2 separate regions of the Homo sapiens genome follow, and region 2 is linked to region 1. A link is a contact called in ENCODE Hi-C data. All regions are on one chromosome and are shown on one strand. Each heading gives the region's core, a stretch centred on a gene start or an enhancer-like site at or near the end of the contact. The rest is flanking DNA. Distances are from core to core; before and after follow the strand shown. Region 1 overlaps TUNAR (transmembrane neural differentiation associated intracellular calcium regulator). Region 2 holds the start of BDKRB1-AS1 (BDKRB1 antisense RNA 1).

What was found. A loop is a pair of places that touch in the nucleus more often than their neighbours do. Pooled maps may share reads with other maps.
Region 2: a pooled map shows a loop between it and region 1 (4-fold over the local background). The contact joins the promoter of BDKRB1-AS1 here to the enhancer-like site in region 1. A Hi-C loop is called at or near these places in 1 of 37 single-sample maps with no recorded cell type and 8 of 50 pooled maps.

What each region holds. Positions count from the first base shown.
Region 1 is chr14:95,887,806-95,891,817 of GRCh38, reverse strand. The region is part of intron 1 of TUNAR (transmembrane neural differentiation associated intracellular calcium regulator); the gene reads right to left. Among named protein-coding and RNA genes, the nearest start is that of TUNAR, 13 kb to the right of the region's middle. RefSeq lists an enhancer at 1-656. Within about 2 kb of position 2,122, at least 2 of the 41 ENCODE cell types and tissues checked have a DNase peak (open chromatin) inside an H3K27ac peak, as active enhancers do.
Region 2 is chr14:96,266,832-96,270,843 of GRCh38, reverse strand. It overlaps BDKRB1-AS1 (BDKRB1 antisense RNA 1), which reads left to right and starts at 2,264. Exons shown (of 2, transcript XR_007064322.1): 1 at 2,264-2,475. RefSeq lists an enhancer at 990-2,189.

The DNA.
Region 1 (4,012 bases), core at 873-3,372:
AGCCCTGCTGACACTTGGATTTCAGGCTTCCCATCTCCAGAACTACAAGGCCATACATTTCTGTTGTCTTAATCCACCCAGCTTTTGGTATTGTTATGGCAACCCTAGAAGACTAAGCACCCAGCTAGGACACGTAACAGACAACAGAGCCAAGATCAGGAACAGCTTCCCAACTGCATGTGTAGCGAGTGTATAGTAATAGGGAGATGAACTTGGCAGCAGAGACTCTGGTCCAATTCCTGCACCATCTCTCAGGAGCCGTGTGGCCCTGGGCAGGCTCCTGAGGGTGTCTGAGCCTTTTTCCTCATCTGCCATTTTGGGCCAGTAAGCCTTGCCCTATCCCAGACTTGCTAAATTTGACCTGTGCCCCCGAAGGGGTTTTATAAACAGAACTTATATGAATCGCAGGGCTCTTGTGGAGAGAGGGCGAAAATTATTCCAAAAGCCAGTGGTTTTCTCCAAAAAAGGAATCAACCGTCAAAGTTGACGTCATGAACACAACCGCTGGCAGCCTGTGTCTTCAGACTCGGAGGTGGGTGAGTGAAAGGTTCCTCTCAAGCTCCAGGGAAAACCCCCGAGCAGGTGGGACCTTGGCTCTAGCTTCCGAATGGGGATGCACTTTCAGAAATCAGTCACTTTGAGTGTGTCTGCATATGCCAAACATTTGCTCTAATTAAAAGTGTTTGCCAACACAGATTTCTAATTTGCGAATGTTAGTTCGACCTCCACGTGGCCGAAGGGCTATCTTTCTAAATCACAGACTAGATCATGTCGCTTCCCTGCCCCCCAACTTCAGCAGGCTCCAGACACGGGTCGATTCTTTCTGCTGCTGTCTGGGTTGTATTATTGTTGTTAACAATGATTTCTGAGGACTCCGAGTGCTGTGGGTCCCGGTGTAAGCCCACAGACCCGTTCAGCTCTGTGACCAAAGTCTCAGCTGTCAGGGGTGAAATGGGAAAACCAAGAATACTCTGATTAATTTAATTACATTTGATTAATTTGATTAATGAACAAATTTAAAATACTTTCACGATTCTAATATTAAGGTCTTCCTGTTTTCTAAATTATTTATCACATGCTGATGAGAGAGGGCAGATTAAAATTGGGCAATCTTATACCAATTTCTCAACTAAACAAATATCCTCTTCTGTGGACATCAAAAGGCTGGCAACCACCACCCTAAACCAGAATTGGTTTTGAGGCAAAGGTGTAGTGAACGTGCTATTTCTCTCTCCCCTCTTGCACACCCTACCTGGGGAGCCTGTCTCAGTGACAGCCTCGAGGGACAGCTTTCCCTACCATGTGACACCACCTCCCAGCCACAGCTGTTTAGAGCAGAGGGCTCCTCACCAAGCCAGGCCACTCTACTTCTCTCCTGGGAAATTAGGCCCCGGGGAGATGGAGTGAGCTTTGAGGCCACACAAATGTAGGGTTGGGGCTGCCATACTGGGGTGACCATTGTTTGGCCATATGCTCAGAGGACGAGAAGAAAAACCTGAAGTTGGAGAGGAAGGTTAGAGACAAAGGGTACAAGATGGTGAGACCTGGGGCTCCAGACAGAGAGGAAGGAAAACATCCTGGTCGCTGATGGCTTCATTTCTCCTTCACGAAGCCAGACTACACTTCTTGCTTCGATTTCCATGAAATGCCAATTTCTTATAAAAAAAAATCTCCCATTGCTGGGAAGCTAAAAAAGGAGAAGTGCTTGAGCCTAGGAATTCAAGGGTGTAGTGTGCAGTGACTGCGCCTGTGAATAGCCACTGCCTTCCAGCCTGGGCAACACAGTGAGACCCCACCCCTTGGGGAAAAAAATCTCCCATTGCTTAGAATCATTTGTCAGTTTTTTTTTTTTTTTTTTGTCTTTGTGTCCCTCTAAATTCCATGAGGAAGGAGACTAGGTAGGCCTCGTGAAATGCTCACCAGTAAAAAGCTGTTTCCTAAATGGTTGAGTGGAGGATTCACGGATGGATGGGCTGGCTGGGGTGTCAGACGCAGGAGCCAGGAGAGCAGCCATCTCTGCACTGCCACCACCCCTGCAGGTGCACAGGAAGGGAGGCCCTTCCGGTACTCTGCTATGAGAGACCAGCCAGAAGCCAGACAGGGGTGACGGCTCCGTGGGCTTACAGGGAAGATGAGTCTCTGCTTAAGTTCCTCCTCACGAGGGAGGTCTACCCTTGGTGAAGGACCAGGAGACAGGAAAGCCAGAGTTACGGGGAGCAGTCAGCTCCCAGTCACGGGGCTTGCCCAGGGTGCAGAGAACCTGAAAGTTCACAGCCTAGGAGAGGACAGCAGCCTGCTAAGTGGTGGCCAGGGCAGAAGAGTGAATAGTGGAGGCGGAGGAGGAGGAGGGGGAGGGAGAGGAGGGGGTGAGGGGTGGAGGTGGAAGGGCAAGCCAACTTCTCCTTCACATGCAGCAGGCACGGTGCCCAGGGCCCACAGAAATGTTCCAATTTAAAATCAGAAGGAAAACAATGAACTTCTGGGTAGAAGAAAATCTTTTAATATGTAACATTAATATGTTCATCTTTATATCAGCTCAGTCCTAAGAAATAATTTTTAATTTTTCTTTTTATGGTGGAAGAGGCCCATGAAAACAGAATTGCCCAGGACCCAAGAAAGTGAGAATGTGGCTCCAGGTGAAGGGAAGGGAGGCCAGGGACAGCAGGGGAGGGGAGGGGAGGTGGTCTGCCCCAAGGGTTGGTATAAAGGCCTCTTTGAAGCTGAGAAGCAGCAGCTGGACTCGCACACAGCTCTGCTTCCTTCTTCAGAAAGGACATCTGAAGGGGAAACAGCTCACATGCTTACAGAGGTCCCGTTTCACGGGGCCCGTAGTGCTTCACACTTTACACTGCAGAGGGGTGACGGCCATGCTCGGGATCCGACACCCCACTCTGCTGCCTTGCAACGGTCTACCTTGTGTAAGTCACCTAAGCACTCCGTGGTGGCTTCAAACGTACTGGCATCCTTCGGCACTCCTCCCATCAAAGGATGGAGTCTAACTGCCCCCCCCATCCCCTCGAATATGGGCTGGCCTTAGAGACTTGCTTCTAAGGACATGCCGGAAGTGATACTATGTGACTTCTGAGGCTCGATCACCAAAGAGGATAGAGACAGACACCCCCACGCACTACAACCTCTTGCTCTCTCTTGGGTCAATGGAGCCCTAGACTACAGGTAGGCAGTATGGCTACCCAGCCACACGGAGCGTCCACAGAGCGATGGAGAGTCTCAGCTGTGCCAGCCTCCCCACTCCCACCCTCAGGCTGTGCACCCCTTCTCACTCAGGGGCCAGACATGCGAGTGAGGAAGCCTCCCAGATGATTCCAGCCCCAGTCACAGTCTGACTGCAACCTCACATGAGGCCCGCAGCAAGGCCACCTAGCTGAGCAAAATAAATGATTATTCATGTTCAAAACCATTATCTGAGGTGTTTTTGTATGCACCAATACATACTCGAAGGCTTAGTATTTTCATCTGTAAAATGGGAATAATAAAATTAACTCCTTTATCAAGCTATTGTACACATTCAGTGAAAGAGTCCACGGAAAGGACTTATTGCACAGGGTCCCTACCCCAGTAAGCACCCAGCAAATATTAATCAAAGCTGGGATTACCATTAATTGTTGTTATTATGCCCATTTCTCAGAAGAGAAAACAGGACTCATAAAGGCTGAAGCAAATTGTCCAAGAATCACACAGGGAATTAGAGGATAAGCTCAGATTTCAATCCAGGTCTGTCCAGTGCCTCACAATCTGACTCGAAGAACAGCTTCAAATAAAAGGTGCATGTCCCCCAAAGTGACTGTGACAGCCATCAAAATCCTGTTGAAGAACTGCCATTCCAATGGTGAGATTGTAGGCACAGAGTGCCGCCAGCCAAGTGCAGCAGAATCTGGGAGGTAGTAGGTCCTTGCCCAGGAAAACAAAAGGAACTGAGGTCAGATGCTCAAAATGTCTTAATAATAATTACCCTGAATAACCACACAGAACTCATACATTTTCTACACTGCTT
Region 2 (4,012 bases), core at 1,015-3,514, 380 kb before region 1:
TGTCCAGTGCTAAATTAAGGGAATATGACCTTCCTCATTTTAGAGGCTATACTCCTTTGAATGCAGCTGAGAGCTGGCAGCTATTTTGGCAGCTACAGTACACTGAGCCCCTTGTTGACTGAAGCCCTGAAATGTCTTCCTCTCGTACTTGCTGGGTCCCAACCAATCCTTCCTGATAGTTTTCTGTCCCCTGAAGCTCCTGAAAAGTAGGCTTGGCTTCCTGTTTACTGCCTTAAACACAATCCTGGCCATAGGGAGTCTCTGCAATCATCATGGCCACTCAAATGAGAACCCTGGCACTCAGGCCTCTTCTCTGACCTCAGCCTGAGACTGAGACCTGTCACCAGGGCCCAGCGGGCATCTTGGGTCTGAACAGAGCCCTTCAGCAGGAGCCCTGCTTACTCGGTGACCTTGGACAAGTCTGCTTGTCTCTGGACCTTGGTTTCTTCATCTGTAAGGCAGAGTGGTTGAACTTAATGATGCATTCTTTTTAAGGTTTTTAGTAGATTTGCATACAGTGATAAGAAAGATGCCTTGTACTCATTCTTTTTTTTTTTTTTTTTCTGAGACAGGGTCTCACTTTATTGCCCAGGCTGGAGTGCAATGGCACAATCATGGCTCACTGCAGCCTTGAACCCTGGGCTCTACTGATTTTCCCACCACATTCTCCCAAGTACCTGATACTACAGGTGTGCACCCCCATGCCTGGCTAATTTTTGTATTTTTACTAGAGACAGGGTTTCACCATGTTGCCTGGGCTGGTCTTTGAACTCCTGGGCTCATGTGATCTGCCTGTCTCGGCCTCCCAAAGTGCTGGGATTATAGGCATGAGCACTGTGCCCGGCCCCATTATTCTTTACTCAGTTTCCCCCAATAGTAACATCTTACACAAGGATCGTGCCATATCACAACCAGGAGAGTGACACGGACACCATTTTTGGGATTTTATTCAGACTGTGCTTTGACATGCATTCATTTCAGTCATAGTTAAAGCCTCTTCTGCTCATAGGAGAAAATGGTTGTTGGTGCTTGCTGGGGTGGCGCTGTCCTGGTGTCTCACATACATCTCTGACCTTCCTCTTGTCCTTTCTCGCCTTTCCTTCCCTTTCTTTGCCCATTACCTCTTTCCAAAAAGGGAATAAGGCCGTCCTTTTGGGTCACTTAATTTTCACAACGACACAGTGAGGCACTGCTCTCCTCATTCCCATTTTACAGATGGGATGCCGAGTTTCGGTGGTCGGCCAGGCCCATGCGGTGGTGGAGTGAGGACTGGAACAGTGGCATGTGTGACTCAGAGACCTGGACCTCTGACCGGCTGCACTGTGCACTCTGCAGCCCCGCGGTGAGGCCCTTCTTGGGCAGGGGCCTGAGCTGGGGGTGGTCCGGGGAGGCAAGAGGATGCTGAGAAGGAATCAAGGGGGTCTGGAGAAAGGGGCTGGGCACAGGGAAAGAGAAGGGCAGGAAGGAGCTGAAGGTGCACAGAGGCCAGAGCGGAGCTCAGCCGGAGCCAAGGCTTGGATCAGCCCTGGTTGGATGCCCAGGCTCCTCGGAGCTGTGGTGGGAGCAGGGGTGGGGAGGAACACTTTCCAGGGCTGCTTCCGACCTGCTCCTCATCAAATTTGTGACTCATCTCCGGAGAGCAAGAGCCTGCCTGTGGCCATTGCAACATCAGGGAGTTTCCCCGAGGCTGGGATTTGGAGGGCCTTAGTGCCACCCACTCCCCATGATGGATTGGGGTGATGATGGGGCAGGGTGGGGGCAGTTTTCTTACCTTCCCACTGCAGAGAGCAGTGAAGGCCACATATGGCCCCTGATCACGCGGTTCTGGAGCCCAGGACAGACCCAGAGCTGGGAACGGATTGGAGTGAAACCTTGTTCTCTCTTTCTACTTGGCCCTTCTCAGGGAGAGAGTGGAAGCCCACATGGGTGCTGGAGCTGGGGATGCTGGAAGACTATTTGCTAATTCCTCCCTCCACCCCAGGTGTTAGCACCACAGGTGTGGCCTGGGCCTGGCCCCATATGGAACACGCCAGGTGAACCTATCAACCAGATCCATGGGAACTCAGATATATTACCTTTTCCCACAGCATCGATCCTTTTAGTCAAGGCAGAAATTTCTCCCTCTGTAAATGAATAACTGGCCTTCCCCACAGAAGGGCAACAGAATTCTACTGTACGGGTTTGCCAGTTTCTCTCCCACTGTGGGGCCATTTGCTGGGCTTCGGTAAACGTTACTTATGTGCGTCTCATAAATCAGGTGTCTGAGTTCTCAGGCTGTGGCTGCAGTCTACCATTGAATTACATCCCGTGAGCAATGTTGTCCGATTTCACCGGCCAGCACGTTCTTCTCGAGTGTGGGATTGGTTTTTGCAAGACCTCGAAAGGATTTTGATAAGCCACCTGCTTAAGGCCGGCTGAAAAAGAAGAAAGGAGGGCATATGTGGGTCAGCTCACTCGGAATAGAAGAGGAATCAGGTATTATTTTCCCTTTCCCACTCTCTATTCCTGCCTGTTCCTGCCTACTTTTGCCACTTTGCCACAGAGCCTTTGCCCAATGAATTCCTGCCTGGGGGCTTGGAAATCACATTGGTGTTGGAGTCAGATGAGTTGGGTGAATCCAGCCTCTGCAGTCTGAGCAGGCACTGCCTTCCTTAGCCTCCTCTTCCTCACCTAGAAAGTGGACATCCTGAAACAGACCTCACAAGGGAGTCAGGCGATTAAATGAGATGACTGAGCCTACTCCTGTGTGTGGCTGCTGAGTCGCACTGGGTGTGCTTGGGCAGGTCTTACTGCTCTCTGTTTCCTAGACTGTATGTGAAGGGATGGTCTGGATGAGGGGTTGCAAACTTAACCTCCCATAGCTTCCATGCGTGTGAACCTGATGGGAGGGCGCCCTGTTCACGGGGCCTCTGCTACACAGCACCAAAGAATTGGAGCCCCGGGGGGACCCTGGAAGGTCAACTCCAAGGGCCCAGGGATGTTCCTCTCTTTTGTTCACTGCCATATTTTCAGTGCCCAAAACAGTGTCTGACAAAGTAGATGCTTAATAAATATCTGCTGAATGAATGAAATTGAATCAGTGTTGCTGGATGTTCCAAACTTTCAAAAGAAACTGGAAAGCTGGCTCCCAATGGGGAGTTTCAGTACTGGTAACCAACTCAAGAGCCTGGGGGCTTGGAGTTTTAAAAAATACCATGTGGTTCAAATTAAACACATGTGCAGGCTGGATCTTGCCTGTTGGCTCAGCTCCAGGCCTTCTGACGACACTCTGCTCTCCAGGAAACCTGCAGGGGCTGGAACACTGATCACAGGGTTATCACTGATGAGGTCCTGGTGGCCCAGCCGCTGCCAGCCTCTCAAACCCTGTCTCCAGGCTCCAAGAACATGGCATTCTTTCCATTCCTGGAATGAATGAGTCTTTGCTGCTATTCTGTGAGGACCAGCCCTTCCCGTGCAGCTGTGGGGACTGCCATTCTCCCCATTCCCCCAAGTGTCTTGGAGTCCAGTCACTACACCCTCTCCCCCACTCCATGGAAACTGACCTTGGAATGGCCTCCTGGCCCACGGACTCTCTCCTCCCCAGGGCCTGACAATGTCCCGCCTGCCTGTGAGGGCCCAGGTAGGGCCCACCCACCACCTGACCTCTCCATTCTCTATGTTGTCTCCAACCTCCTTCTTCTTCCCTCTACTTCAGCCACCTGGTGCCAGGGATACACTTGGTCCTTGTCATCTCCTGAGATGGCTCTGCCTCTGGAATGTTCTACTCAAACATTCCTGCTCTGTGGCTATGCCTTCCTCTCTCTCTTTTAATGAGACAGGGTCTCACTCTGTCAGCCAGGCTGGAATGCAGTGGCACAATCTTGGCTCACTGCTTGTAGCCCTGACCTCCTGGGCTCAGATGATCCTCTTGCCTCAGCCTCCCAAGTAGCTGGGACTACAGGTGCGCACTACCACGCCTGGATAATTTTTGTATTTTTTGTAGAGACGGGGTCTTGCTATGTTGCCCAGGCTG